4 separate regions of the Mus musculus genome follow, and all the other regions are linked to region 1. A link is a loop called in an ENCODE intact Hi-C map of the cell type or tissue named here. Cell type or tissue: gastrocnemius. All regions are shown on one strand. Links, peaks and the distances in the headings refer to the core of each region. The heading gives the core; the rest is flanking DNA. Region 1 holds the start of Krtap14 (keratin associated protein 14). Region 2 has its middle 11 kb from the start of Gm33255. Region 3 holds the start of 2310061N02Rik (RIKEN cDNA 2310061N02 gene). Region 4 has its middle 9.7 kb from the start of Krtap26-1.

Region 1 (7,945 bases), core at 1,331-6,330:
TGAAATTACAACAGCCATAAATATACTGTGTAGAGAAGTATTCAAATGCAACTACAATTACAGAGAAATTTGTGAGATTCACATCTTTTAGTTGCACATTTCTAAAGGACAGCCCACATATAGGATAGGGCTGACAATCTTGGGTACCACACCTCCTCTTGAGAGTATATAAGCCCACGTCTTCACAGGTAACATTCAGACTCAGGATCATCTCAATTACATCCACCAGAACTCACATCTCTCAACATGAGCTCTAACTGCCACTCTAATAACTTGTCTACCTCCTTTAGGTGCTGCCTGCCCATCGTGGGTTCCTCCTGTTGTTCCTCCTGCTCAAGCAACTTGATCGCCACAACCAGCTGCTCTCCCAGCACCTGCCAGCTGAGCTCCTCTTTCAACAGTGGCTGCCAGGAGACCTGCATTGAGCCCACTAGCTGCCAGAGTTTCTGTGTGGTGCCCAGCCCCTGCCAGGTGCCCTGCTACTACCCCAGGAGCTCCACACCCTGCAGTCCTTGCCAGGGAACATATGCTGGCTCTCTGGGCTTTGGGTCCAGCAACGGTTTCTCCCAGGATTATGGATCTAGAAGATGCTACATCATGGGTTGTGGATCCACTGTCTTTGAACCTCTGAATTATGGAGTCTCTGGCTTCCCTTTCCTGAGTTATGGGTACAGATTCTGCTACCCAATCCACATGGCTGATAATATCTGCCAACCATGTTATAAACCAACCTGTGGTAATATTATCTAGGGATTCAACTGCTGAGCCCCTCTCTTCCTTCATGCAATATATAAGTAAAAGTCTGTATGCCCTGCAAAAATTGTTTCTTGCTTACCTCCTCTTGCTATCTGTTATTTCTTCCATTATCAGCTTCTCTCATTCTCAATTACTGGGATATTCTGGAATTTATGGGTAACCTCCAATTATTCCTTTCTCTCTTTACTATGGAAAAATAATGATACATGTAGTTTGGTTTTCATCCAAGGGTAGTTGAAAACTCAAAATTTTTATCTAATAAATGTATGCATTCTGAAACCTCAATACATTGGTCACTTTATTACTAATTTGCTTATGGATTTGCATTCATACATTGGGGAATTCATTACATGTCAAATCACCTTTTCAAATTGTCTTTGAAAACATATTTCTATATTTAGTTGTGATTCTCATTTGCAATAAGGAACTATAGGAATGTCATGTTTCACACCTGAAGACATGGCTGACTATCACTAAGAATTGCTGAAATTGAGTAACAGGAAGTTTTGCTGATCCAGAGAAACAAGGCAATTGGGATGCTGACTAAACTTTTACACATCAAGGATAAGATATTAGGGGCTGGAGAGATGGCTCAGGGGTTAAGAGCAAGGATTGTTCTTGCAAAGGTCCTGAGTTCAATTCCCAGCAATCACATGGTGGCTCACAATCATCTGTAATGAGATCTGATGCCCTCTTCTGGTATGTCTGAAGAGAGCAATGGTGTACTCATATACATAATGTAAATAAATCTTTAAAATAAATAAATAAATAAACTTTAAAAAAGAAAAAATATTATATATTTTATAAATGGAGTCTACACATAAACAAAAACTATCTAAGTCTATTAGCATTTGAATGCAGACTTTTGGGGGGGGCATGAAAAATATGAGCTTCAGGTAATCTCTGGATAGATTTGATCATGTAAATGCTGTAATCCCAACCTTCTATGTTTCAGTATCTTTTCAGTACATTATCAGCAAACATGTATAAGGAAAATCACAACTATCCGGGATCAGGACCTGTTGTAGATCCCCTGATGCTTCCTCCAAATTCAACGTCTATTGACCTATAAACAATATGTCTAGGAAATATTGAGTATTTTTACTCAATGTGCTTAGTCGGATTCTGAAAGCAGAGCAGAAGTCAAAGATTGGGGACGGTTAATTTGGCATATGATTCTGGAAATCAAGTATTTTACACTATGGCAGGATATGTGTGTGTGTGTGTGTGTGTGTGTGTGTGTATGTATGTATGTATGTATGTGTCTGTGTGTGTGTGTAATGATAAAGAAAGACATCTACCAAAGAAATTCATTTTTAATTTGACCTAATCAACAATATATGGATTGCATTATCCTAGAGACTTTCAAGGTCATTTGGAAAGACTGTCACAGTTGTCCACCTCAGGGTCAGTCCAACAGGGAGCAACATCTCCTCATTATATTAGTTGACCTTTTGTAATTTCCTGGATTTTCATCACTGCACAGGGAAAGAATGACACTGGGCTCCTTCTGTTACCCTAATGTGACTTTTGAGATACTCACATATTTGTGTGTTGTGTACACCAAAAGAAACATGTGTTTACAGAAGGACTGTGAGCCTATCATGTGATATGTGTGCCAATGTCCTGTCTGGCATCATCATGACAACATGCTCTATGGAGCAAGGCACCATGAGACATAGGACTTTTTTCTTAACATTTACACATCCATAGAGACAGATTATTGTTCTGTTTAGACAGGAGGAAAAGGAGACACTAAAAGGGTTGGAAGCTTGCCATAGATTCAGAGAAAACCCTATAATAATCTGAATTCATAAAAATGTCAGTTCCTGTTGTTTTTTTTTTCTAGCAATTTTTGTTTGTTTGTTTTAAAAATCACAAATCATATCATAACCAAAGATTGATTTGTGTTTCTGCTGCTATGGTAATTGTATCTTAGGAGGAAACTTAATCTGTTCTATCTAGTTTATTAACTTCAAATAGATGAAGTACAATAAAAAAATTAAAAAGTACAATAAAAAAATTAAAGTAAATTCAAGTTTAGATTTAAGAAGAGAGTTTCAAGAGAGGTTGTTGTTGTTTTGTTGTTTTTTGCCCCATCTCTGTCTCCCCCTGTCTCCTGCCACTCTTTTTCATCCTTAGTAACAGTGTCTTCTCCCAATGGATGGTTTTGCTTTCTGCTGTTGCCATAAGGTTTTTGCTTGTTTGCTTATCTATAAAATGCTATTTTAACACCAGGAAAATGACTTAAAACAAATGAAAAATTAGGTATAAAGTTCACACATAAACACACTTTTGTCTCCCAACATTAAGCAACCATCTTCTAGTTAGTTCCTTCAGAGTCTTGAGTTATCTGTAACATTTTCTTTTATCATGTTTATCCGCCCACCCCCACCCCAGCCAACTTTCCCCAAGTTTAACTCCCTTCTCTATCCACCCAAATATTTTCCTTAAAAATAATTTAAGAGTAATTGTGCCTCCTGAATCTGTGGTCTCACCGCTGAAGTATGATCAACTTACCAGGGGACTACATTCTTAAAAACAAAACAAAAACAACAAAAAATAAAACCAACTAAACAAACAAACAAAAAAAAGCTGACCTTCCCGTTTCCAGCAGCTAAAAATTGCCAACCATCCCATGGCTAGGGGTGAGACTTTGTGTCCAACCCTTCCTTCCATGCCTGGATTTCTTCTAGTTTGGGCCTGTACAACTTTTATATATTCTACTTAAATCAATCTTCTTATTTAATTTTATTCTTACTTTTAATTTTTTATTTTAAATTATCTATAATATATAATTTGATATATGTAATTATGTATTAAATCAGTTCCTTCTGTTAATACGATCTGTACTTATATATCACATAAGCTTCTGTTACTCATTAAGGCATGTCTCCAGGCCCATAGACATTGTGTGTATTCAATAAAATTACATGCTTAACTTTTCATGCAATCAGTGATGGCATCAACCATCATGAGAATGTCTTCCGATTATTATATACGTTCTATGCTTAAAATTAACCTTTTATAGCATTCCAAATTCAATGCAGAAATCCTCTTTACGTTAAAAATGACATTATTTTTAACTAATTGTTTTAGAAAAGAATTGCTTTACAAAATGTAAAATTCTACACGCTGTGCTAAAATAACGATAAGAGGTTGTGGATTTAAACAATACAGTGTATGCTCACTCCACAGTATCCAGAGAATATAGACTATTCTCCATGAGTTCAGATGCAGCAAAAACTCATGTCCACACTTCCTGTACACCTAGTTTTCCCACTACTCCCACCTACTGGTAGTTACTGGGTATTGCTGTATCATGTTGGGTGTGGATGTGTCCATTACATTCACAAGTGGACAAAGGAAAACTAAAGATGCCCTTGGTCCTGTGACGGCTAGATGTCCAGTGTAGGGGAATGCCAGGACAGAGAAGTGGGAGTGGGTGAGTGGGTGGGGGAGCACATGCATAGAAGCAGGGAGAAGGGGAATGTGATAATGGGTTTCCTGGGGGGGAAACCACAAAAGGGGATAACATTTAAAATGTAAATAAAGTAAATATATAATAAAAAAGGGAAAGACGCAGCCTTTATGTAGGTCTTTTTTTTTTAATTGCCCACAACATTATAAAAACAATAAATTCTCTCATGGTAATCCTTCTGCGTGCTGTTTTTGAATGAAAAAAAAAAAGTGATCTCTTTTGTTAAAAGACTTCTTTTATAATGGAAGACTCCTCTTGTTTCAGATTTAACAAAAATAATTTGCTTTTCTTAAAGACTGAACCACGCAATGAACCCACAGCAAACATCAATTGACAGTACCCTAGAGCAGTCACTGTGCGTGCTGATGAACTTATACTGATCGTAATAAGTAAAAGGAAGATTGTGAGACCATTAACAAATAAAACTGGATGCTGAGACAAAACTGGAATAAAAAAATTGTATGTGGTGACCCTAGGCTTAGAACATCTCCACCTTTGATAATGATTCCTGGAATTCAGTGGAGAAGCCTTTGTGATGCTGTCCACTATGCAAATAAGATATCACACTTCTGCACCAAGTCAAATCCTGAAACAAAATAATATTCACATGGTTTTTAAATACTGTATATGTATATGTATGTATAGTATATGTATAGGTATATAAACCAAATTCTTTTCATCAGACCCAAGAGTCACAAGACCCAACTGGGATATCACCAAGATATATAAGTAACATATGAACAATACTAGCTATACCTGTAAGCAACTGTTGAATGTGTTAGAGATTTCATTTAGAAGCTCTGTTTATCTGGCAGTGAAGATGCGGGACTAGACCCCATCTCCACCTAATTCATGATCATGTAGCTTCTTACCCACCTGTAACTTTGCACATATTTTAGAATGCACTTCATAAGGATAATCTTTCTCCCGACATTACATAGCACCATTTGGAAAAAAAAAATCACAGATCTAAGTTTGTTATTCTAATAAGGTGCTCTCTTCATTTCACTGTGTGATGTATTAACAGATGGAGAAAACAGAAAAGTTGAAAAAAAACCTTCAAATACAAAAGGATAACTTAACTCTATACAATTAACATGTCAGGTTCATGATACAACAAAGCCCAGGGAGATGTTCTGAAGTAGTTTTGAAGTCAAGAAAATGAAAGTAACAATAATGGTATTCACAAGACATAAAGAAGTCCAGTTGCATATCTTTATTTAAACTTACAACCTTCCTCTTTGCAAAAATCAAGACCGGAAGTCTGAGTAATTACTAAGAGATATGCGAAGAAAGAATTATGCTTGATTTTTGCATACCTATAATATACAAGAAAACAATTTAGCATCTTTCTCTAATCAAATACGTTTTCCAATTACAGGAACTCATGAGTAGAAGTCAAATCTCTAGACTAATATAGAAACTCTGAAGACAGCACGGCTCTTAACACAGTAGGTAGTAGGCACCTTTTACATTTCTAATTTTCCCCAATAGAGATCAGAAGAAGCCAGTCCCACAGGTTGGCTGATAAGAAACAGACTGGCAGCTTTTGGTAGAGAAGCAGGTTGGGCGGTAAAAGCTGGATCCACAATTTAGGGATGAGAAAGTAGGGGTACCACATCCTACTGACTGGAAACCATGGGATCCAAAGCCCTGGGATGGGTAGCCACAGCCAAAAGACTGGAAACCCCTGGAACCAAATCCCAGGGATCCCGAGAAAGTTGACTGGCAGGGCCTGCAGGGCCCTCGAATCCTCTGACTGTAGAAAGGCCTCTGGCAGGGTCTGGAGACCACATAGGCTGTCTGGCAGTTGGTGGGCTCACAGAAGGTTTCCTGGCACCCACTGTGAAGAGAAGAGCCCAGCTGGTGGGTGATGGGAGTTTGGAGGTCAGTGCTGTAGAAGACGTTGTTGGGGTAGGAGGAACCGCATGAAGAGATCGGATACTGCAGTTGGCCCCCAAAGGACTGGGAGAAAGTTCCAGAGCAGCTGTTGCAGGACATGTTGAGAGGAGCTAGGAGTTTGAGGATGGGATAAGGAGAATGTTCAGAGTTGGAATAGCCCTTCTTAGACGCAAAGCACTTATATACCCCTGTCCTTGGGTGCGTCATCCCCATGGCACATGAACACAATTTACCCGCGGCTTTAATTGAATTGAGAATACCATCCTAGTCACGCATATTTACTTTTTGTGTGGTTTCACAACTGGATAGAGCAGTGATGTCTGCGGCCCTGGAATTCAGGTAATAGTGTTCAATCTTCAAAGCTGTTATTCATCTTCCCTCAGCAAAAGGTCACCCTGCACATCACTCAGAAAACTGCTTTAGAGGTAGACTGTCTGGGCTGAGGGAAGCTAGCTTAATTAAAAATAATTGATACCCGTTGCACAATCTGTCCGAAAATTGTTGCCATCTGGCTAGCAAAGTTGTTCGCTGATCCACACACAGTCATTTCTTTTAAACAAAAACACACACTGATTGGTGTCTCAAAATGGCAAGCTTCTGTGATGAATAGTGTCATCAAAACACTGATATGCAAGATGTATAAGGACTTAAAATAAACTGGACTTCAGTAAAACGATTTTAATGAAATGTGGAGAGATTCTTATTTCTCATGCACCTGCCTAAGAATGGAATCTAGATATTAAATATCCATCTTAACTTGTGTGTGTGTGTGTGTGTGTGTGTGTGTGTGTGTGTGTGTGTGTGTGGCTGTAGTACGGGTGGTTTGCTGTGCAGTGAGCTAAACGCTTTATGCTTTGTGCTAGTTTGAATGCTAAAGATTATTTATCTAAGATGGTAAAACTGCATTAGAAGGGACAATGCTTGAGGCAATAATGTCAAAGATATGTCTATCTCTAATTACGATCATTGTTCCCCACTAAAAAGACTCTCCATAACCCGGTAAGGGTCCTTATTCTAAAAGAAAAAAAAATCTTATAAAGCAATTGCCTTAAGGTGTCAGGCCAAAGGAGACATCGCTGGGAGGTGCTTCCTCTGGCCGAAAGCAGCATATATCACTTTGACTTAAATTGTTTTCAGATGCTTCTGACAAGTATTGCAAATTGTCCAAAGCAAGGGTCATATTTCCTTGATTTCCACAGCTTGTCTTCCACCTCAGTGTAAGAGCCTAATGAAGACTGATGCCCAGAGGTGGGGAGGGGAACCTGCAGATGGCTGCCTTGGGATGGCTGCAATGCTGTTTATTTCACTTTAAAGAACAACATTTCCCTCTACTTCTTTGTGTGAGAGAGCATCATTTTCTTTCTTTCCTTCATTAAATTAATATGTTCAGACTCATAAAATCTACAGTTTGAGAGATGTTAGCAAATGTCTCCGGTTTGGCTGCTGCTTCTTCTTCTTCTTCTTCTTCTTCTTCTTCTTCTTCTTCTTCTTCTTCTTCTTCTTCTTCTTCTTCTTCTTCTTTTTTTTTTTTTAAGAAGATCAGATTGGAATTCTCGTAACAGAAATCTGATTCAGTAATTCCTGGAACCCTAGAAGAACAGCTCATTTTTCAAACTTTGTCCTTAAATTTTAGACCAAGTAATCATAACTTTTCATGAAATTAGTCTCAGCTCATTTTCACTGTGTAATTTGTGCTGAGAACAATGGCATACAATGTCTTTCCATTTCTCCAAGGTTACTTAGGCAATTTCCTGTACCAGTGAACCATCTCTACAGTAAGCTATGCTGCACCTTGTGGAAGAGTAC
Region 2 (7,945 bases), core at 1,400-6,399, 430 kb before region 1:
AGGAATTTTTGTGATTTAAGGGCTTCTACTTGTTTAGCCGTGTTCTCCTATATTTCTTTAAGTGAGTTAATTTCCTCCTTAAAATCCTCTACCAGCATCATAAGATACGGTTTTAAATCTGAATTTTGCTTTTCAGGTGTGTTGGGGTATTCAGGACTTGTTGAGGTGGGAGTGCTGGGTTCTAATGATGGTGAGAGGTCTGGTTTCTGTTAGTAAGATTCTTATGTTTGCCTTTCGCCATCTGGTAATCTCTGGTGTTAGTTGTTATAGCTGTCTCTGGCTGGAGCTTGTTCCTCCTGTGATTCTGTTAGCCTCTGTCAGCATTCCTGGGAGTCCAACTCTCTTCTGAGTCTCAGTAGTCAGAGTACTCTCTGCAGGTCACCTCTACTCTGCCGGGGGAGGAGCGCAGATGTCTGGAGCTCAGATCTGCTTCCTGGTTGAAGATGAAGGCCCTAAGCAGGGCCTGTCCCAGAAGCTATGCTGCTTCTGCAATCCACAGAATCTTCTGCACAAACTGGTCTCTGAGGGACCCGGGATAGCTAGAGTGAAATTCTTATGTGCCATTCTCTCCCTCTCTCCCTCTCCCTCTCCCTCTCCCTCTCCCTCTCCCTCTCCCTCTCCCTCTCCCTCTCCCTCTCCCTCTCCCTCTCCCTCTCCCTCTCCCTCTCCCTCTCCCTCTCCCTCTCCCTCTTTTGTGTGTGTGTGTGTGTGTGTGTGTGTGTGTGTGTGTGTGTGTGTGTGTGTTTAGGCTTATCACAACACACATGTGGAGGGCAAAAGTCACCTTGAGATAGTCAATCATTTTCCCTTTCCACTATGTGAGTTCCAGGTACCATCAAACATGGGTCAGTCTTCAAGCTTGGCTTCAAGTGTCCTTACCCAATGAACCATCTTATTGGCATGACCCCCTTAAGAAAATTCTATCAGTTAAGGGTCATTATCACCCCCTAATTATTACCCTAGCAGCTACAGTGATGGACTTGAATGAAACACTGGGAAGAAAAAAGAAAGCAGGGCAGATTCTCACGGTAAATGCTAATTAGTTTCAAATGATTCTCTTACTGTCTTCCCTAAGAGGCCCGTTCCTATCAAACTCTCACTGCCTTTTCTCCTTCTTCCTATGTCTCCTTTTGCCATGTCTCCCTGCCTCCCTTTATTTCTTCCTTAATATTTCAGTACAAAAGCCACTGCACACGAATGGCCAGAGCAGACATCTGGTTAGGTGGGCGAACTTCAGCATGGAAATGTTATGGGTGTGGATAGAGGGCATTTTTAGGATATTGAAGTGCAAGCTGTAGAAGTTGTGGTGATCAGTGAAGCGGTGAAGAAGACTCCGGATGGGAAAGACAATCTGTTAGCTTAGATTAAGTAGGCATTTGAAGGAGCTTCAAAGAACTATGCACATCGAGAACCTAGCCAAAGAGATTAGGGCCACTCTGCTTCAGTAAGGCGTTTGAGCAGGAGTGTCTGTAGCAAGATGTCACAAGCCACATGAGGTTGTACCTTTTGGGAGGTAGACACCTACAGGAAGAAACTTGGGGATGGCACAGTGAGGTCTGAGCTAGGCAAGGCAGTGTCCTCTTAGGGAGACAGAGATGATGGCTAGTGAGATACTAAGAGGATGAGGAAGGTTGAGATGGCATCAGATGGAAGAGTACAGCAGAAGGAAGCATCCTATTCAGATAGAAATGTAAGTCATGTGATACCTGGATACTTGAGACTTAGCTATGTGGTTGTTGTTGTTGTTGTTGTTTTTGTTTTCTGTGTGTGTGTTTTGACTTTTTACAATCTGGTGATTCCGTTTATAAAACTTTTGAATATTTTGTGGAAAAGTAAGAATAGCAATGGTTCTGTCTGTTTGCTTTACACATTTCTGGCCAAATCAAAAAAAGTATACATTTCAGTTGTTTTCCTGGGAATCATATATACATCTCTACTTCTTCATATGTTTATTGGGATGCTTATGCTTGGAAGTTGACTTGCTGTGATCTAGAGTAAGTTAAGAGACACATTTCTGGGTGGGTTGGTAAGGATATTTCCAGAAAGATTAATTTAAGGGGAAGACTGTCCCCAGGGTGTGTGGACACCTCCTACCCCAGAAGAGGAAGATTGAGGCACTAGTTTCAAGACTACCTTGAAAGCAAAATAGAACCAGTGGAATTCCTACAAAGTTTACTGTTAAGTTGTGATATTTTCCCATGGATGAAGCTTCTCAGATTTCTGAAAATACTCAGATTATTTCAAAGTTGGAAAGATGATTTTGAAACCATGTGTCAGTATTCTTCATACTTTTATAAAGTGGATTTGGAGAGGGCCTTGCCTCACCATTCATAAAAATGTGTTCTCTACCTTCCTTATGAATGTGCCTATTGATTTTAAGTCATTTCAGTATTGATACAACAATGCTTATTTAACTCACTTTCAGATATTTTTGTTTGTCCTGCCCTGTGTTTAGCCATTTGGTTATGTAAACATACTTTCATCGTTAGCTGATGGTCAGGACCATCTGTAATCTGTATATGTTTCTCCTCTTGCGTTGGTTAGTTCTCTCTCTTTCTCTGTGTTGCTCTTTGTCGCTTGGTCTTTCTTTCTCTCTCCTGTTGCCATTTCAGGCATAACAGCCAACCTTCCTTTTACCTGCAATACCCAGTAATAGTACTGTTTTCCTGGGAACAAGACAAAAGCCCAGTGTCCATTAAGCCCACACTCTTCCTGTTCTTCATTAGCAGGTACTTGTTGCTATTTATGCCACAGGTTCCTTAAGCTCCACGATCCACAGTGCAGAAACTGCTTCATTGTATTTCTATTTCATAACACAGAATTTATACCATTAATTTACCAGCAAAACCACTTGCCCAGCTTACTGATTGCTGACTCAAGTTAGTCAAGGGTAAATTCAGTTTTGAACAAACAGCCAAAAGCTTATGTAACATTGAAATCTTGAAGCAAGGGATTAATAAGGAAGGTTATAGTGTTTATTATAAATTAGGGTACTTTTTGAAAAATACACTAATACTTTAAAGAGATAGCAAAGATTGAGTTTTTTTTTTTTTTTTTTTCTGAAAGTTTCCCAAAATACACTCTGCCCCCTCCCTCCCCAATACTCCTCACTCTTTTTATCTATTTTGTTCTGGAATTTTCTGCCCCTTCTTAGAATTGGAAACAATCACCCATGGAAGGAGTTACAGAGACCAAGTTTGGAGCTGAGACAAAAGGATGGACCATCTAGAGACTGCCATATCCAGGGATCCATCCCATAATTAGCGTCCAAACAATGAGACCATTGCATACACTAGCAAGCCTTTGTTGCAAGGATGGTGATATAGCTGTCTCTTGTGAGACTATGCCGGGGCCTAGCAAACACAGAAGTGGATGCTCACAGTCAACTATTGGATGGATCACAGGGCCCCCAATGAAGGAGCTAGAGAAAGTATCCAAGGAGCTAAAGAGATCTGCAACCCTGTAGGTGCAACATTATGAACTAACCAGTACCCCGGAGCTCTTGACTCTAGCTGCATATGTATCAAAAGATGGCCTAGTAGGCCATCACTGGAAAGAGAGGCCCATTGGACAGGCAAACTTTATATGCCCCAGTACAGGGGAAACGCCAGGGCCAAAAAATGGGAATGGGTGGGTAGGGGAGTGGGGGAGGGGGGTTGGGGGACTTTTGGGATAGCATTGGAAATGTAATTGAGGAAAATACATAATAAAAAAGAAATATAACACACACACAAAAAGAATTTTCTGTTCCTAAGCTATATTTTGTGATGTTTAAAAAAAAAAAATCACCATTTCAGTAGCTACAATGCTACTTAATTCCACTAGAGGGCACTATAATGGCTCTCTTTTTTGCACTTTTCTACTTTGCCATTTTTCAGATTGTTGCCTATATTGGTTTGTAAGGGAGATTTACAGTTAAATGCTCCGTGAACACAGACATGACATATTTACATAGAGTAATAAAGTGCTAAGTGGCATCAAACATTTATATGTTTTAGAGATAGGGGAAAAGGAGGGTTTCACTTATTTGATCAGGGGGACTTTAGCAACTAAGTGGAAGTTAGTCCCAGAGGTTGCGGGAAGCTGGGGGATTCCTCGTATGTCAACTGTTTGCAACTTCCAGACTAAAGGGAACAAATAGAGACAAAAAAGGGACTGGAAAAATGAGGAAGATAGATGTCTAAGAAGATTAGAAAACATTCTTAATCATAATAAATGGCGTTTGTCAAAATAATAAGTAGAGAAGATAAGAAATATTTGATTTTCTAGAGTTTAGAAAGTAATCACAGTGGAAAACAAACACAGATTGTTGTTATTCTTTGACATCACAGCATCTTCCTTCTTCAGGATACACAGTAAAGCTGAGTCCTCGCAAAGTGATTACATCTATCTATCTGCCTGTCTACCTGCCCATCTCTCTGTCTGTCCCACTGTCCATCCACCTGTCTGTCCATCTGTCTGTCTATCTATCTATAAGGTTAGATTGACCCAGGGAGAAAGAAGTCTGACTAATATATACTGTTCAGTCTCCCCTCCATCATCTTGACTTCTGAGAATCTTCCTGGCTCACCTGGTAAAACATCAAACATTATAACTGCTGACTTAGGCAAAGATGTCCACTTTTGAGATAGTTATAATTGTCCATTAAAGAAATGATTCCTTTTTGATAGTCACTAATTGTAAAGAGAAGAGATTCTAGGGGTCAGAGTAGAGTACTATCTTCATAACTTTTTTCACTGTCACCAAAGAACCATAGGCCATGATGTGTGGAAGTCCCTGGATTGTGAATGGCTTCTGAGATCACTAAAGTTGACAGCTGTTTAATAAGTCTGTAAGAATTAGTGTGCAAATAAATGATGGATTATATCTCTTTCAGCATGACATCCGTGAAGGTGGAAAGATTTTAAACTTCTGTTTCATAGATACAATTTTTGTTTATTTTAACTTTATTTGCTGTCTTTTTATGACCTATGGACATTGATTCACGACTTTCAAAGATAACTGCTTTATTCACTGTCTTGCATCTCTCAGCACTAAGACATCATTTCAAAGAAGACGATTCATTTCAATAGAGACAGAGCAAATGCGAAAACAGCCACCTCTGGTTGAGAATCACTGTAATTTGATACCTTGCCTTTGGGAATTTCTTCTCAGCAAATCTCTGTAAAAAACTCTATTGTTCCTTTGGGGCTGTTGAGCTGATATTTTGGGTAATGTAAATTTCTTTTTAAGTAGGAAAAATAGTGTAAGATTGGTTCATGAATAGTAAAGACTTATACTTTAATATGCAAGGAAAATATGATGAAAGAATAGGCATTGGCTGTCCCACACATTTTATTTGTTATGCCCACCCTGAAAGCCATTTGGAGAGCTTGTGGTACAGCCACCACTGTCACTGTCTCTCATCTTTACCCCACGACCCTGCCAGTAGCTGGGACAGCTGGGAAAGCAAAGCTGTAACTTTAGCTACTGAGGGTTGGCAGATCCTGTGTCGCCCAGGAAAACACAAGAGCCAATCATGAAGTCTTAAAGTATTTCATTTCCGGCTACTCCACGCATGGCGGCATGGCTCCTTGCCGGTCACAGGAAGCATCACTTAATATTTGACAAATACTGGATCTAGAGGCTAATCAGAACTGTGTTTTCAAATCTCTTCATGTCTGTAAACAATTTTAGTACATTAGTGATTTCTGAGTTTAACGAGAGAGGGAACCAATCACGTGTTTTTGTGGACGGGTGAGTGTGAACAGGCAATGCGTGTGTATGAATATGTGTGTGTTTGAAATAACTGGAATTTAGTAAATCTGTCCCATGGTCTCTCTTTCTTTCTCTTTAGTGGTTAATATGCTCGTGTAGGAAACAAAAAGAGATGCCAATCAAGGATCGGTGTGGTATTAACATTATCTTCATGCCTACAAGGTCACAAGAGGAAAAACCTTAATCTTTGAGGTTAAGTTTATTTGCCATTTGATGCCCGTGTTGTATGTTAAGAACTGAGTTAATGGGATGGGGTTTTGAGGACTTTGGGAATAACAAGCAGTGAATAAGGTTAATTTGAGTGGGAGGGGTCAAAGTCTTTGAGAACGCCTTAGAATCTGAAATGACAGCCACGATGGCCCAGCTCTTCTTTCCTGAGGATTCAATCATCACATCCAACTGCCTCTCATTAAATTTACGTGTTGATACACATTAAACCCAAGGTGATATGCTTGCCACTCTGAAGAAAAATGGATAACACAGGAAATGATGCCAGAGCCTTTGTTAGGCTTAGAAATCCGAGGCATCTTCCAACGCTGGAAATAGAAACTGCAAGTTCTACTTTCAGATGAGGGAAATGAAACTTAGCTGGGCATGCCTAATCAACCAAGCCCTGTCCATCCATTTAATTTCTCAGTTGTTTATGTTTACAGGAAGTATTTTCTAGGACAAATTTTTTTCTTTTTTCTTTTTCTAAGATTTATTTATTATATCTAAGTACACTGTAGCTGTCTTCAGATGCACCAGAAGAGGGCGTCAGATCTCATTACAGATGGTTGTGAGCCACCATGTGGTTGCTGGGATTTGAACTCAGGACCTTCGGAAGAGCAGTTGGTGCTCTTAACCACTGAGCCATCTCTCCAGCCCCCTTTCTAGGACAAATTTAACAAGGGCAGTTTATGAAGTGATAGGAAGATGGTGTGCAAAATGGAAAATGTGGGGTGATTTCATTTTAGATGTGCACTTGGCTGGGTCTTTAATATGAGGGGCGAATAAAGCACTCCCTCCAACAAAGTACATGCAGACATTTATTTTCTATGCTACGAGCAGAACTTTTTCTGCATACCACAGATTTGCCCAGATTCTCTTACAGCATGTATAAGTGACTACTACATACCTCAATAGCTTGAAAAATCCACTGGTGGGAATGTAATTTTTGTCACAACCCTTAGATGTGATGGCTGATCTTGGTTGTCAACCTGCGAAGAAAGAGCTTATCAACACAGGAATTATCCCCACCAAATTGGCCTGTGAGCATGTCTGTGCATCATTTCCTTGATTATAACTGATGTAGGAATGTTGCCTACTGTGGGAGGTACCATTCTCAGACAGGTGGATCTGGGCTTTATCAGAAAGGTAGAGGGGCTTGAATCTGAAAGCAAGGCCTTAAGCAGCAGATCCTCCAAAGTTTCTGCTTCAAGTTCTTTTGTTGATCTCCTGCATGATAGACTACATCCTATAAGCTAAATCAATTCGTTTCCTCCCGAAGTTGCTTTTGGCAGTGTTTTATTATGGTAATCTAAAGCAAATAGGACAAGAGAGTACTTCTTGGTGATCTGCACTAATGGAAAGATTGCAGTGAATACTATTGTTCCAATTTAATGAAGAGAAAGACACATCAACCTGAAGAGTTTTAAAATATAATCATTAGTTTAGTGGTCTCATTCACATCACAGCTGTAGGAGGCCTTGAGAAACCACAGGTATTCAACCAGACATAGAAACAAGTCTCCACTCACTCTGGATTCAAATACAATCAATACCAATGCACAAGAAATAATTAAATTGAACAAGGAAGCATTTTACCCACAATACTTCATTATATAGTCACTGCAAATTAAATTGCAGACATATGCATTTCATACTGAGTTCCTTTCATAAAAGGCTTTCTACTTTGACATATTATTTATAGAGTTTCTTAAAGGCATGGATTCATTGTGTTGAACTGGCATGTTTTGTTGATATTTATTTCAGCATACCAAGATATGGAAATACATCTCTCTCACCCACATCTGCTATAATATATTAGAATAGCACTCCCACACGTAACACAATAAACTCTTTCTCCTTAATTAACATTATAAACTTTTACCACGGAAGAGGAAAAACCTGTATTTGCTAGTCTGAAATGCTTACATTTTATACTTGAAGAATAGCCCAATAGTTTAAGGTTGAATGATGGTAATGAA
Region 3 (7,945 bases), core at 1,975-6,974, 110 kb before region 1:
GTCGACATATTTTCAATGATACGACTGAAACTTTCTGTAGCCTCTCACCCATCAGCTAACAGGCAGTGAAATGCTCACATACCTCCATGTAACAAATGTGCTCCATGCACCAACCCTGATGCAATGTCTTAGGTAAATTGATTTCCTAAGGAAGGTAGTCAAAAAGTACGTAGTCTCAAAGATAAATCACAAATCAAAGCTTGAGAGTCAACAAAGAACCAGAGACCATATTAGATGGAAGAATAAATAATTTTATTAGGTCAAATACAACTGAACTCCCGTACACGCTCCAAGAATTTATGAATAGGTAATTGCTCAATTTTGAAAGACATTTGAATTTATATTTTGGTTATTCTGTCATTTCTTAGTTGGATGGACCTTGTCTTTAAACCCTATGATAGTAGCACTAGGTTAACTCAGACAATTCATTTATAATCAGGAAGTTCAGCAACTTGATCTCCACTTGGTTGATCCACAGGTGGGTCTGTGACAAGAAGACTGGAAGTTTCTAGAAGTCACATAGGTTGGGTGACAGAATCTAGATCCATAACCAAAAGAAGGATAGCCACAGACTCGGTAACTCACAGGTCTAAAGCAGCTAGAGCCACAGCCTGAAGTGTAGACTCTCCTTGACCCATAGACCTGGGAATGGCAGCTGCTGGACCTAAAACCAAGAAAGCCAGCATATGTGGCCCTGCAAGGACTGCAGAAGCTGGACACACTTGGACGGTAGCAGGGACGCTGGCAGGAGCTGTGCACCACATGGGAAGTCTGGCATCTGATGGGCTGGAAGCAGTTCTGATGATAGCCGTGACGGAAAGAGGAACCCAGATGGCGGTTTCTGGGAGAGCAGAAGTTAGTTCTGTGGGTCAGTTGGCGTGGGAAGGAAGAGCCACAGGAGGAGGGGTAGCACAGTTGACCTCCATAGGATCTAGAGGAGAAGCTTCCAGAACGGCAGCTGTAGGTCATGTTGAGAGGAGAGGTACGATCAGCTAGGTGTCAATGGGACGATGTGAGTTTGAGTGAGATGGTCCAGACAGGTGTCAAGTTATATATTCTCTTCCACTGGGTGTGTCCACATTCTAGTGGTACTATTCACCTCCTCACCCTTCACACGAAAATACCTCCCTTGGTTATTAAGTATAATTCTTTCACACATTCATATATTAATTGCAGTTTAATCACTGCGGCACACAGTAAGAAGATAGTCACAGCTTCTTTGCCCTGGAGTTTGCTGAGGTTTGAAGTTCACTGTTACAGTTTATTGTATGTCCAGTGTCTTCTTCTTTTTTGATCTATACATGTGCTGAGATTCTGCCCAGTACATTGATTATATACACTTGGCCTTCATTTCCTTGACACTAAAAGTACTCAGTGGTTACTATTGCAAAATCATTTGTCCCTTTTGTTTTGTCACAAGCACACTGTAAGGAAATGTTCAAATACTATACTTAATTTTTTAAAATGAGACAAGCCTCCCCATACACGTTGAACTAATTATTAAGAATATCATCTGGGGAGTTTCTGTTAATGATTTTCTTCAGGACAGAGCATTCTTATACCACGTTCACTTAAGAAACAGCAAGTATTACCCTTAGAGTGTAACTTTAAAGAAAAATGTCAGATTTTGTGAGGAGAGTGGTTTGTAGTTTACAATCTTAATCTCTCTCTCTCTCTCTCTCTCTCTCTCTCTCTCTCTCTCTCTCTCTCTCTCTCCTTGTGTGTGTGCTTGTGTGTGTGTGTGTGTGTGTGAGAGAGAGAGAGAGGGGGGGGGGAGAATAAATTTATTTTATTTTATTGTTTTGATAGAAGAAAATATTCTTGAATGAGATCATTTATGTATACTTAAAATTCAGTTTTAGAGATTTGCTGGTTTTGTTTGCTTGTTTTGTTTTGTTTTTAAATCCTAACTTCAGGTCTTAGAGCCAAGTACATATAGAGGCAAAGTCTGACTAAGCATGTAACTGAAGACTTTAAACTACTCTTGCCCTACATCTCAGCCCGGCAGAAGAGTTCATCCTTACCTGTGGCTTCCTTAAGCAGAGCCCATCTTCAAGCACTGCAAATTCAGCTCTAGTGTGTCTTTAAAAGTAATCTATTAAGCTCCACATGTAAAATCTGATAAACTTTTATTTACCTTTCCTGGTAATATCGGCCCGGAGTAGTATTCAGCAGGAAGAATCTCTGCCTCAGTGATTTTCATACATTTCAAGAACAGGTGATTTTCTAGCTACAGACTGAAAATGACTGGAAAATCCATAGTCAGATTACTGGGGACTCAGGCTTCTTACTTGCTTAGTCTGCATTCTTCTTCCGCTGAGACTGACATTTTATGGGGCTTAACCAAGGAAGATGGCATTCCCAACTGTCATTGTATAGAAGTCTCCTTAAATGCCCGAGAACTAACTTGCTTTATGCCAAGCACCCACCCTCTCAGAGCACTTACTTTGTTTTATGATTATGTCTCCCATGCAGAATCCAGAGGTGGCATGCATCACACGAAGCCACCTGTGTGCAGTGGTTAGGCCAACATTCTGACTCAAGTAAAATAAGCTCTGCTTTATGAATGGACACCTTTGAATTTCCTAAAGCACCGAGTGCCATTCTCAGCACTCGACACCCCTGATGATGGCTGTGAGCTCCTTCAGATCCAGAAGTAGCTTTGTATTATTAGAAGTTAATTCTAGGAGGTGGGGACCGGGGCTGGGTGTTCAAGTTGCAAAGTTCCTGCTTTCCAGGCTAGGTACCGATATTGGAAAATAAAGAATAGGAATACTTGAGTATAAATCAATTCTAATTAACACATCCTCCACTCATTTGTAATTATGTTGTTATTTTTCATTAGAGTTATATGGCCACTTAGTAGAAATGCTAATAAGCAACTCATAAATGCTAATAAATATTTCCTTCTGAATGGAAGAAAGGGCAGAACTAAGCAGCTTTAATAGCTTGAAAACGGATCCTGGAAACATGAAGATACGCTACACTTTCTGTACACACAGGCAAGATTTTTAAGGAAAAAAATCACTCTCTAGATAGATGAGCAAAATGCTACATCATGGTAGCATTAATTTTGGACTTAGTGATGATCTCTCTCTCTCTCTCTCTCTCTCTCTCTCTCTATATATATATATATATATATATGTATATATAATCTATCTATCTATCTATCTATCTATCTATCTATCTATCATCTATGTAACTATGGAAACAGTGTTGGGGGCCTGGGGGAAAGAGATCTGGGGATATGGGAAGGGATTAATGGAGTATATATAAAAACACATTGTACACAGTATGAAATGCTCAAACAATAGAGAACAATATTAGAATGCTTTCTGTTTCTCTCCTCCTCCATGTTTACCAGTTTTCCCTCATCCATCACACATTCTTTTCTTGAGAAATACAAATGTACTACATTAACACAAAACAAACAACAACAGCAATAACAACAAACACCCACCACAGTGCTGTGAACCCACATCACTTGCCCTTTGACCTACTTGCAACAAAGGCTTTTACCAGCTTATTACACATGTTACTGAGCCTTCAATCCAACAACAATTGCTTATTGCAATATGTGTGTGTGTGTGTGTGTGTGTGTGTGTGTGTGTGTGTGTGTGTGTATACCTTTTAAGTCAAACAAAATGCTGCAATAGCAAAAGTAATAAAATGCTTGAACCCAAACTCCTGTGTATTTCCCATCAGGCTCACATTTATGTCCTCAATATTGACTCCTCAAGGTCTAGGGCAGCATCTTGCTACCCAGGCTCAGCAGGTTCTTTCTCCTGACAAACCTGGTTTCATACTGTGCTTTCTCTATGCTTACCACCAGGGGGTTTTGTGTTGAATCTGTGACAAGGATGGACCAAAGGACTCCTGACTGGCAGAAGGCTGGCCGAGGGCCACAGGCCCTGCCCTTGTGCTTCCCTTTCAGGTTCAGCCCTCCTTGGCTTTCTCAAAGGCTTACGTTGTATGATGACTCATAGACCACATAGTCTCCATGACTAATCCCACAGTAAGTACACTGTTTTAATGTTTATTTTATGGTGGAGGAAGCTGAGACACAAACAGGTCGGGCAAACTTCCCAAGGTCACTCATGTAGTTAGTAGCAGAGATGGACTTAGAACCCAGTTCCTGATATGCTGACAGTTTGTGCAAACTGTTCTGTCACAGGCAGCTCGCTTCTTTATGCTATTACTGCATAGAGTTCTTCCACCACGTTTTATGCATTTTTAACATTCCCTGTTACAGACTGTGCTTGTGTGTGGATGCTTGCAGATATGTACACCAAGGTGGGATCTGGGTATTTGTGATTCCGAATACTTTGTTGTTGACAGATATTGTTGGCCCATGGACTTAGGCGGGCTGATTTAAACTCTGACCCAATCACACACCAGTGAGCCTCTGTTCTCTTCGTTTTATGCATTGTCCCATAAGCTCACTCCTTTATACACCCTTTTATTCTGCACATGTGTGCCAGCGTATATGGACCTGCACCATGCGTATGTCTGGTGCTCTTGGAGGCCAGGAGAGGGTGCCAGATATCCTGAAACTGGAGTGAAAGGCTTTCTGGGTTCTGGGAACAGAATCATGTCTGCAAAGACAGAGTTATTTGTGCCTTCTTTGTGTTATGACTTTGTCTCTCAGGTGCGTACTTTTCTAGTCAGTTTTTTTATCTTAATTTTAGTCAGCTTTATTTAGATATAATTTCCATGTAGTGAAAATCACCGTTGTGTGTATGTATGCACACATGTATACGTTCCTATAGTGAGTGTGGATATGCATGCCTGTAGGTGTGAGAGGTTGACCCTCATCAGATATGCTCCTTACTCACTATCCATCTTGTTCTAAGACTTTTTAATTCAGCTATAATGGCTGGCTAGGAGCCTCCTGTCATCCCGCCTCTGCCTCTCTTGCATTTGGACTACAGGTGGATATCATCAGAGCTGACTGTTTGCATAGACTCTGGTGGAGAAACTTTAGTCCTCTTAATGGTGTGGCATTTTAAAGATTCACCAGTGTGCTCCCACAAACATATGTACTTATATAACCAAGAACAAACAGCTAGAGAGGCAGTTTCCTTAACAGACAGATATTCTCATGTTCCTTTATGTCTCCTTCCTGATGTATTAGAATACCTAGCCCTATAATTTCATAGTGCATGGGATTATAAATCATGAACATATTTTGGCTTGGACCTTGCAAAAAACAGAATGTTTTTTATATCCAACTTCTTGTTGCATGTTTCAGTAGTCCATTTTTTTTACTGCTATTTATAATTGGATATATGTTCCGTGATGTAGCTACACACTGACTATGACATGAACATTAAGCAATCCCCTGATTTGAGTTTGTATGGATGCAAATGTTACAATCAATTATACATAGGTATTTTTGGACATACACTTTCACTTATCTTGTATAAATACCTAGAAACAAGACCAGTGACTCATGAGACAACCTATGGTTAGCACTGTTAGACAGTGAGGTACCATTCTCCACAGAAAGTAACATTCCACATTCTCAATGACAATGCCTCAAAGCTCCTGTTATTCTGCATCCCCAATATCTTGCTTGGTTATATAATTATCATAATAATACAATTATCGATTCTTCTATTTTAAGTGGGCATGTAATGGCATGCTGTTGTGGTTTTGATTTGCATTTGTGTGAAGACTAAGAATGCTGTGTATTTTTCATGAGTTATTTTCCCCCATATCTGTCATTTATCTATGTCTGTTGAAATTTCTTGCCTATTTTTCTATTAAAACTGTCTACTTGCCCTTGGATTCTATTAGTTCTTACACAAGCAAGATTCAAATGATCTACTATGGGTTTTTCTCAGTACATTCTTCTAGTTGTGGCTCATATTATTTTTGAAAGTATTGCATGTGTTCATTGTATATGCACTGTGTTACACACAGATATTTTTACATAATTTTGTGCTGAGCATATTCTGCTCATGTGGTCTTATTCTATTTACCTCACCTCTGTCCCTTCTATAAATGCCTTCACTTTCCAAGACACCTTGCATCCACTTACATGTCATGTATACAGTCATGATCTTATATATCTGTATTCAGTTTGGGATACATAAATGTAAAAAAAAAAGTACCATTTGTCTTTTAGTGATGACTGTGATTCACCTAATATAATTATCTCCAATTTCCTCCGTGTCTTGCAAATGGCATACCTTTGTCCTTATTTAGGCTAAAATAGAAAACCAACTGAAGAGAGAGAGAGAGAGAGAGAGAGAGAGAGAGAGAGAGAGAGAGAGAGAGAGAGAGAGAGAATGAATATGTGTTCAGTAATTCATTTTTAGGGACTTGGCAATGCCCTTATAGACATGCCAAATATGAAATCTGGAAAACAGGCCAGCCTTGCATATTGGAAACAGAGGGAAAGGCTGGCAACTTGGCATGTTTCTCTTTTAGGATTGAAATCTCTTCTTTCTCAGGAAATTGAGTCTTACTTTTAAGTCTTTAAACCAAGGTAAGCAAAATAGATCAATACATAATAGTGCTTGCTGTAAAAGCAAAAGGGCATGAGTTCAGATCTCCATATTCCATGCAAAAGATGGACTGCACAATGATTGGCCAAGTAAGTCATGCATGTAATAATAGTTAAAGTTAGCCATTGCAGATTTTTAAGTGTAGAGGAATTTAAATCCAGCAACATGGCTGCTCTGGCTATACCTTCTAGGTCTGTGGGATACAGCTAGAATATGCACATGCCTTTAATCCTAAGAAACAGGAAGACACAAGCAGATCTCTGAGTTCAAGGCCATCCTGGTATAAAGCAAGTTTCAGATAAAGAAAAGCTTAGGTCCAGGCATAGTAGTACCCAACTTTAATCCCAGCTCTCAGGAGACAGACACAGGAAGATTTCTGAGTTCTAGTCAGCCATTTTGGTTGAGGCCATGCAGTGGAGTAAAATACTTGGCAGTTCAGTTTACGGAGATCAGAGGCAGTTTTTACAAGGATAATTTTACAGACATAGGTTGTAGAGAAAATAAGCTAGACACAGGTGAATACAGAATGAGCTAGAAAATGAGGAGCCAGATTAGAACAAATTGCAAGAGTTACTTTAAAGCCAAGCAGAGCAATTCTGTGAGAAGCTTCGAAAAGCCAAACTAAACCCTTCAGCTTGGAAAGGTGTTTGATCCAGAAAAGCAGAGTGGAACCAGCCAACCAGAGTTCAGAAAGAACTAGAAAGGATGAACTTATTCAACAGTAAGCCTACAGGGTGACAATTGCATCAGGCAGGTGAAAGTTACTTTTACAGTTAAAGTGGCTAAGTATCAGAACCTTGAGCAATAGACAGCTTCACATGTAATTTTTATAAGAAAAATATTATTTCATTATACTATAAACTCTTATTGGCTTATTTCTTCATTTTGGTTTAACAATATTTAGATATTTCTCTATCCTTGAATCATCCATATTAACCATTATTTATACAGCTTAAATCTTAATAACTTTCATGAACCTTTCTTGCGCGCGTTCACGACCGGCCAGGAAAGACGCAACAAACCAGAATCTTCTGCGGCAAAAGCTTTATTGCTTACTCAGGAGCAAGAGAGGAAGAGCGCGGCAGAGAGAGACAGAGAGAGGGGCAGAGAGAGAGAGAGACACGCAGAGAGCAGAGGAAGAGAGCAGAGGAAAAGACAAAGAGAAAGAGATGAAGAGGCGAAGAGACAGATGAAGAGAGGGAGTGCCAGAACCCCGTCCCTTTTAAGGAGAATTATCCTCCGCCTAGGACGTGTCACTCCCTGATTGGCTGCAGCCCATCGGCCCAGTTGTCATCACGCGAAAGGCAGAGCACATGGCGGGAAAACTGCCCCTGCACATGTGCAGATTATTTACTACTTAGAACACAGCTGTCAGGGCCATCTTGTAATGGCAAATGTGAGTGCGGCTCCCCACAAACCTTGTGGAGCAGTAG
Region 4 (7,945 bases), core at 1,763-6,762, 170 kb before region 1:
ATGCAATGGTGTCAGCTTTTGGAGGCTGATTATGGGATGGATCTCTGGATATGGCAGTCTCTAGATGGTCCATACTTTTGTCTCTGCTCCAAACTTTGTCTCTGTAACTCCTTCCATGGGTGTTTTGTTACCAATTCTAAGAAGGGGCAAAGTGTCCACACTTTGGTCTTCGTTCTTCTTGAGTTTCATGTGTTTCATAAATTATATCTTGTATCTTGGGTATTCTAAGTTTCTCACCTGAGGAATACTTAATGGCTGAGAAGCACCTGAAAAAAATGTTCAGCATCCTTAATCATCAGGGAAATGCAAATCAAAACAACCCTGAGATTTCATCTCACACAAGTTAGAATACCTAAGATCAAAAATTCAGGTGACAGCATAATACAGAGGCAGATGCTCACAAGCAGCCATTGGAAAGAGTGGAGGTCCCCTATGGAGGAGTTGGAGAAGGGACTGAAGGGTTTGCAGCTCTATGGGGTTGGGGGGAGGGGAACAGTGTCAGCAGCCCAGATAACCCAGAGCTCCCTGAAACTGGACTACCAACCAAAGAATACACATGGAGTGACATGTGTGCTGGTTGCATATGTGACAGAGGATGGCCTTGTTGGACATCAGTAGGAGAGGCCCTTGGTCCTGAGGGTGCTATATGCCCCTGTGTAGAGGAATGCCAGGGTGGGAAGACAGGAGTGGGTGGGTGGGTGGGGGAGCACCCTCATCAAGGAAGAGGGAGGGGAGCTAGGATGGGGGGTTCCGAGGGGGAGATCTGGAAAGGGGAAAACATTTGAAATGTAAAGAAGAAGAAGAAGAAGAAGAAGAAGAAGAAGAAGAAGAAGAAGAAGAAGAAGAAGAAGAAGAAGAAGAAGAAGAAAGAGAGAGAGAAAGGGAGAGAGAGAGGGAGAGGGAGAGAGAGGGAGAGGGATAGAGAGACAGAGACACAGAGAGAGAGGGAGGGGAGGGGGCGGGAGAGAGGGAGAGACAGAGGGAGAGAAACAGAGGGAGAGGCAGAGAGAGACAGAGGGAGAGGGAGAGACAGAGGGAGAGATGGAGAGACAGAGGGGGAGGGGGGAGAGGGGAGGAGATGGGGGAGGGGAGAGGGCAGAGGGGAGGGGAGAGGGAGAGAAAGAGGGACACAGGCATGCCATCAATTCTGGGGTTTTGACAAGTCATGACTGTCTTAGAAGAGAGCACCAAAGAACCTTATAAATAACTAGGCAAATCTGAGGGGATTTCATTGGAATCAATAGTGCTCACTTTGACTAATTGGAGACAATATATACCCCTTCAGTTTATTGTCTGTTAATAATAAGAATCAAGGAGATGATTCATACTCAATTCTTGAGGAAGAGGTGAAAGGCAGCTGAAAATCGGTGTTCAGGGTAAGCATCTTTGTGTTAATCAGCTTGCAGTTTGCCACATGAAATTACTAATACAAAGATTTACCTGGATTGGTAGAGGCACCTCTGAGAGGATTAAGGAGACCTTTCTGCACATTGTGCTGATCTCAAAGTGTGGAAGATTCATCATTGCACCTGTGCTGGTATCAAAGTATGGAAGATTCATCATTGGTATAAACAGGGTGCAGTAACATTGTTACTCAACAGTGACATTGTTTAAACTTTACATGGTTCTCTTGGGGACGCTGTCAGTGAGGTTCTTCTTCCTGTGAAGGATGGAAGGGAACTGCTGCTCCATCTCTGTTCAGTCCTTCAATGTTTTAGCTTGAATGTAAGTTAGCTTGGGAAATGACTCTAGCAGTTATGTTGAAACTGGGTGACTAAATTTTCTGCATATGCTTGAGAAAATGCAAGGTGAACAGGAACAACAAATGCGCTTCTTGCTGTGTGTCTGATAACACCCAAAAGGACCAAACCTTGTGCTGCAGCAAAATAGGACCTGTGAAGTCAATTCATTGTTCTCTCACATAAACATTTACAATGTTGCTAATGTCCATGGGATGACAAGAGGACTGAAAATACTAGAGGTTTGCTGTAGAGCTGTTAACAGGTGTTTAAAACCTGGGACAAGAAACCAGTACTCCCTCCCCTCCCCTCCCCTCCCCTCCCCTCCCCTCCCCTCCCCCCCTCCTCTCCTCTTTCTTCTCTTTCCCTCATGCATTAGCCACTGTCAGACGATGATGCCTCATATTATCTCCTTGTCTACTGAGAATGTATCAGCTTACTCTCAAATATACTGGGAGATTTCAAAGAAAGAAATGCAGAACGTGTGTTCTTTGGTTACCAGTGCCTAAATAGACAAACCAGTTAGCCAGTTCAGAACATTTATGCCCACGGTGTTGTGTGCCCATGCTTGCCCACCAGTAATTTACCAAATGGATTCTCCTGGTGGCAAAAAAAAAAAAAAAAAAAAAAAAAAAAAAAAAACCCTACATATCGAGAAGTGACAGTGCCTGTGGAACCCTTTGAGCCACAAGTCACTTGATTTTTTTTTTTTTTTTTTTTTTGCTGAACCTTTAGCAAACAGAGGCAGCCTCTGTCTTCTGAATGATACTGGAGTTATAGTAATTTTACTGAGCCCTGAGACTTCATGAATGGATTGAGTACAGTTTACTAATGGCAGACTCTAGGTGGTCAGTTGGCTGGAGCATAGACACGTTCATCAAAGCAGTGCAGGGTAGAGACAATGATTGGATGCTGTTGGGAGAAAGTGTTCATCAGGAGGTAGTTGCATTCTGGTTTCTAGTGAAGACCCACCAATTGCTTCTGTTTTGAATTATCTTTTCAAGCATGCTTATGAAGCAAATAGGACAATAATAGTGTTTTATCTCTGGGGCAAGTGCCAGGCATATAGCTTATTATCGTATCCATGGGCCAGGGCTTCTGTAAAACAAGACATTGTGAATGCAGCTGCACCCGGCCTGGAAGAACTGGGGCTCATGGAACAGAAACAAATGCTAACACCATGGCTTCTGCTGCTGCCTTGAACAATAGTCATTTCCTTCTTTGACAGAGTGTCTCATGTCGACTGCTCGCATTTGGGAAGCTGTGACGGGTTACCTTGTTTCCACACACATGGGATAATGTCTCTGACTTTTCACAGTTCCTAAAGTCCTTTCTTTCCCACAGACTGATGTTTGCTCCTTGAAGTTATGAGACACCTCTCGCTTTCATCATTATAAGGGCTTGATTTTATGTTATTTTTGACAAGTGTTTAATAACACAGAAATATAAGTAGTGATGTAATAGTTATAGTAACAAATAACAATGGAGAATTTCTGAAGAGATAACTAGTAATAATATTTAAAGTTATTAGAAGATAAAGAAACGATGCCACCTTGAAAGTACATCTGACAGGCTTAAAGGGTATTGAAAGAAAAGGAAAGGGAAATAGATGTGAGCCACCATCTGCTTAACAAATTGTCTTAAGGGTAAGACACAGAGCAATAAACAAGCTGATCATATTTGTATATGTGGGGGGAGGATGTGTGCACAATTGTGTATTTGTGTGTGTGTGTATACACTCATGCACATGTGTGCATTGTGTGTGTGTTTGTGTGTGTGTGTACTAGTGATCATGTGTGCATTTGTGTTCGTATGTGTGCATTTGTGTGTGTGCACTCACACACATATGTGCATCTGTGTATGTGTGTGTTTACCTGAGCCTGTGTACATTCAGAAGCCAGAAAAGTATGACTGATTTCCCACTCAATCACTCTCCATCTTGTTCCTTTGAAAGAGCATCTCTCACTGAACCTGGAGCCAGGCTGGCAGCCAGCAAGCTCCAATAATTATCTTGTCTCCATGCCTCCCAGCTCCCCACTTCTGAAAACACAATAGCACTAGGGTTGCAGGTGTGTGTGTGTGTGTGTGTGTGTGTGTGTGTGTGTGTAATACATCTGATTTTTATTTAGGAACTGACAGTTATGAGGGATTATTGAAAGACAGAAAAAAGCAATATGGATGTCAAGGACAAAGTGGCTGAGTAGGTAACCCAACTGTCAACATGCAAACACAGTCCACTAGAGGTCAGGAGCTGCAAACTCCCAAGCAAGCAGAAGACACATGTGACCACAAGGGAGCATTCATTGCCATCTGTCCTCCAAGTCCAGTATGTTGAGTGCAGGTTTCTAAGTGCCAAGATCTAAAGACATAGGAAGAAAACGCTGAGGGTGATTCTGTAGACATGCCAGGGGCAGAGTCTGGTACAGAGGTTTTCACAAAGGCTGGGTTACACTGTATGCTGGCTGACAGCTGGCAATGTCCTTCTGGTGTCTTGGCAATCATTCAGGAGCAGGGTTCTCTTCCACGACTGCCACTGGCTTTGCAGAGAGCACCTCTGGAGCTCACACAGAGGAAAGGGCTATTTAGAGGAGATGACACAAATATGGCAATAACCCCTGAGGGAATGACAGATGCAGTTTTCAGATAAGCAATTATTGAAAGACAAGATGACCTTAGTTTAGACTTTAAACAAAGTTCCTACACTAAGTGGGGGCTAGCCCCTTTTCTCTGATATGGCCTCAAGAAACTTTCAGTGGCAGATGTTAAGATCCAGTGAAGGTGACAAATGTACTCCAGCCATTTAGCTGGAAGGGATGATGGCAACTTACCAGCAGAAATTGCTGAATTTCTGAAACAAAGAGCCAATGGTCTTTTTATCCACACAACAAATGCTGAATTTATAAAAATGATATTCCAACTTACATTAAGGGATGTTTAAAATTCTGTGAATGAAAATATGTATATTAAACAAGATAATTCACATTTATGATCGAATAAAGATTATTTTATCTATCCTATAGAGTTGGTATTGTATATATAGGTCTCACTAAAGAATTCTATGGTTAATACTTTTTTTAATTAGGTATTTTCTTCATTTACATTTCCAATGCTATCCCAGAAGTCCCGTATACCCCCCCCACTCCCCTAACCACCCACACCCACTTCTTGGCCATGGCGTTCCCCTGTACTGAGGCATATAGAGTTTGCAAGACCAATGGGACTCTCTTTCAAATGATGGCCAACTAGGCCATCTTCTGATACATATGCAGCTAAAGACACAAGCTCTGGGGACGGGGTGGGGGGGAGGGGTACTGGATAGTTCATATTGTTGTTCAACCTATAGGGTTGCAGACCCCTTTAGCTCCTTGGGTACTTTCTCTAGCTCCTCCATTGGGAGCCCTATGATCCATCCAATAGCTGACTGTGAGTATCCACTTCTGTTTTTGCTAGGCCCCGGCATAGCCTCACAAGAGACAGCTATATTTGGGTCCTTTCAGCAAAATCTTGCTAGTGTATGCAATGGTATAAGCTTTTGGAGGCTGATTATGGGATGAATCCCGGGTATGGCAGTCTCTAGAAGGTCCATCCTTTCGTCTTAGCTCCAAACTTCGTCTATGTAACTCCTTCAATGCATGTTTTGTTCCCAATTCTAAGAAGGGGTAAAGTGTCCACACTTTGGTCTTCATTCTTCTTGGGTTTCATGCGTTTAGCAAATTGTATCTTCTATCTTGGGTGTCCTAAGTTTCTGGGCTAATATCCACTTATCAGTGAGTACATATTGTGTGAGTTCTTTTCTGACCGGGTTACCTCACTCAGGATGATGCCCTCCAGGTCCATCCATTTGCCTAGGAACTTCATAAATTCATTCTTTTTAATACCTGAGTAGTACTCCATTGTGTAAATGTACCACATTTTCTGTATCCATTCATTTGTTAAGGGGCATTTGTGTTCTTTCCAGCTTCTGGCTATTATAAATAAGGCTGCTAGGAACATAGTAGAGCATGTGTCCTTCTTACCAGTTGGAATATCTTCTGGATATATGCCCAGGAGTAGTATTGCAGGATCCTACAGTAGTACTATGTCCAATTTTCTGAGGAACCACCAGACTGATTTCCAGAATGGTTGTACAAGCTTGCAATCCCACCAACAATGGAGGAGTGTTCCTCTTTCTCCACATTCTCACCAGCATCTGCTATCACCTGAATTTTTGATCTTAGCCATTCTGACTGGTGGGAGGTGGAATCTCAGGGTTGCTTTGATTTGCATTTCCCTGATGATTAAGGATGTTGAACATTTTTTCAGGTGCTTCTCAGCTATTTGGCATTCCTCAGGTGAGAATTCTTTGTTTAGCTCTGAGCCCCATTTTTTAATGGGGTTATTTGATTTTCTGGAGTCCACCTTCTTGAGTTCTTTATATATATTGGATATTAGTCCCCTATCTGATTTAAGATAGGTAAAGATCCTTTCCCAATCTGTTAGTGGCCTTTTTGACTTATTGATGGTGTCTTTTGCCTTACAGAAGCTTTGCAATTTTATGAGGTCTCATTTGTTGATTCTTGATCTTACAGCACAAGCCATTGCTGTTCTATTCAGGAATTTTTCCCCTGTGCCCATATCTTCGAGGCTTTTCCCCACTCTCTCCTCTATAAGTTTCACTGTCTCTGGTTTTATGTGGAGTTCCTTGATACACTTAGATTTGACCTTAGTACAAGGAGAGAGGAGTCAATTCGCGTTCTTCTACATGATAATTGCCAGTTGTGACAGCACCATTTGTTGAAAATGCTGTCGTTTTTCCACTAGATGGTTTTAGCTCCCTTGTCAAAGATCAAGTGACCATAGGTGTGTGGGTTCATTTCTGGGTCTTCAATTCTATTCCATTGGTCTACTTGTCTGTCACTATACCAGTACCATGCAGTTTTTATCACAATTGCTCTGTAGTACAGCTTTAGGTCAGGCATGGTGATTCCCCCAGAGGTTCTTTTATCTATCTTTTGCTATCCTAGGTTTTTTGTTATTAAAGATGAATTTGCAGATTGCCCTTTCTAATTTGTTGAAGAATTGAGTTGGAATTTTGATGGGGATTGCATTGAATCTGTAGATTGCTTTTGGCAAGATAGCAATTTTTACAATGTTGATCCTGCCAATCCATGAGCATGGCAGATCTTTCCATCTTCTGAGATCTTCTTTAATTTCTTTCTTCATAAACTTGAAGTTCTTATCATACAGATCTTTCACTTCCTTAGTTAGAGTCACACCAAGGTATTTTATATTATCTGTGACTATTATGTGTTATTTTCCTAATTTCTTTCTCAGCCTGTTTATCCTTTGTGTAGGGAAAGGCCATTGACATGTTTGAGTTAATTTTATATCCAGCTACTTCACTGAAGTTGTTTATCAGGCTTAGGAGTTCTCTGGCAGAGTTTTTAGGGTCACTTATATATACTATCATATCATCTGCAAAAAGTGATATTTTGACTTCTTCTTTTCCAATTTTTATCCCCTTGATCTCCTTTTGTTGTCGAATTGCTCTGGCTAGGACTTCCAATACTATGTTGAATAGGTGGGGAGAAAGTGGGCAGCCTTTTCTAGACCCTGATTTTAGTGGGATTGCTTCCAGCTTCTCACCATTTACTTTGATGTTGGCTACTGGTTTGCTGTAGATTGCTTTTATCATGGTTAGGTATGGGCCTCGAATTCCTGATCTTTCCAAGACTTTTATCATGAATGGGTATTAGATTTTGTGAAGTGCTTTCTCAGCATCTAACGAGATGATCATGTGGTTTTTGTCTTTGAGTTTGTTTACATAATGGATTATGTTGATGGATTTCCGTATATTAAACCATCCCTGCATCCCTGGAATGAAACCTACTTGGTCAGGATGGATGATTGTTTTTGATGTTTACTTGGATTTGGTTAGAGAGAATTTTATTGAGTATTTTGCATTGGTATTCATAAGAGAAATTGGTCTGAAGTTCTCTATCTTTGTTGGGTCTTTCTGTGGTTCAGGTATCAGAGTAATTGTGGCTTCATAGAATGAATTGGATAGGGTACCTTCTGCTTCTATTTTGTGGAATAGTTTGTGAAGAAATGGAATTAGATCTTCTTTGAAGGTCTGATAGTACTCTGCACTAAACCCACCTGGTCTTGGGCTTTTTTTTTTTTTTTTTTTTTTTTTTTTTTTTTTTGGTTGGGAGACTATTAATGAC

What was found. Peaks named below come from ENCODE experiments on the same cell type or tissue, not always from the same donor. Only the 100,000 strongest peaks of a DNase experiment are listed, where the experiment ranks them.
Region 2: it touches region 1 in a loop (6-fold over the local background); 3 of 42 quality-filtered maps call a loop at or near these places.
Region 3: it touches region 1 in a loop (2.1-fold over the local background); 2 of 42 quality-filtered maps call a loop at or near these places.
Region 4: a loop joins it to region 1, with 5 times the contacts of the local background. A loop is called at or near these places in 5 of 42 quality-filtered maps.

The regions. Positions count from the first base shown.
Region 1 is chr16:88,819,852-88,827,796 of GRCm38, forward strand. Krtap14 (keratin associated protein 14) reads right to left here and starts at 6,294. Exons shown (of 1, transcript NM_013707.2): 1 at 5,440-6,294. The coding sequence starts at 6,238. The coding sequence ends at 5,735. It overlaps 4930553J12Rik (RIKEN cDNA 4930553J12 gene), which reads left to right. Exons shown (of 4, transcript NR_138570.1): 4 at 291-1,041. In gastrocnemius, for the core only: a CTCF peak has its summit at 4,057 (motif pointing left); DNase peaks (open chromatin) are centred at 4,078 and 6,078.
Region 2 is chr16:88,389,135-88,397,079 of GRCm38, forward strand. No RefSeq gene overlaps it. Among named protein-coding and RNA genes, the nearest start is that of Gm33255, 11 kb to the left of the region's middle. In gastrocnemius, for the core only: a CTCF peak has its summit at 3,817 (motif pointing right); no DNase peak of the experiment used is centred there.
Region 3 is chr16:88,706,939-88,714,883 of GRCm38, forward strand. 2310061N02Rik (RIKEN cDNA 2310061N02 gene) reads right to left here and starts at 1,024. Exons shown (of 1, transcript NM_027155.1): 1 at 233-1,024. The coding sequence starts at 969. The coding sequence ends at 445. In gastrocnemius, for the core only: a CTCF peak has its summit at 4,530 (motif pointing right); DNase peaks (open chromatin) are centred at 3,883 and 4,531.
Region 4 is chr16:88,653,563-88,661,507 of GRCm38, forward strand. No RefSeq gene overlaps it. Among named protein-coding and RNA genes, the nearest start is that of Krtap26-1, 9.7 kb to the left of the region's middle. In gastrocnemius, for the core only: a CTCF peak has its summit at 3,979 (motif pointing right); a DNase peak (open chromatin) is centred at 4,137.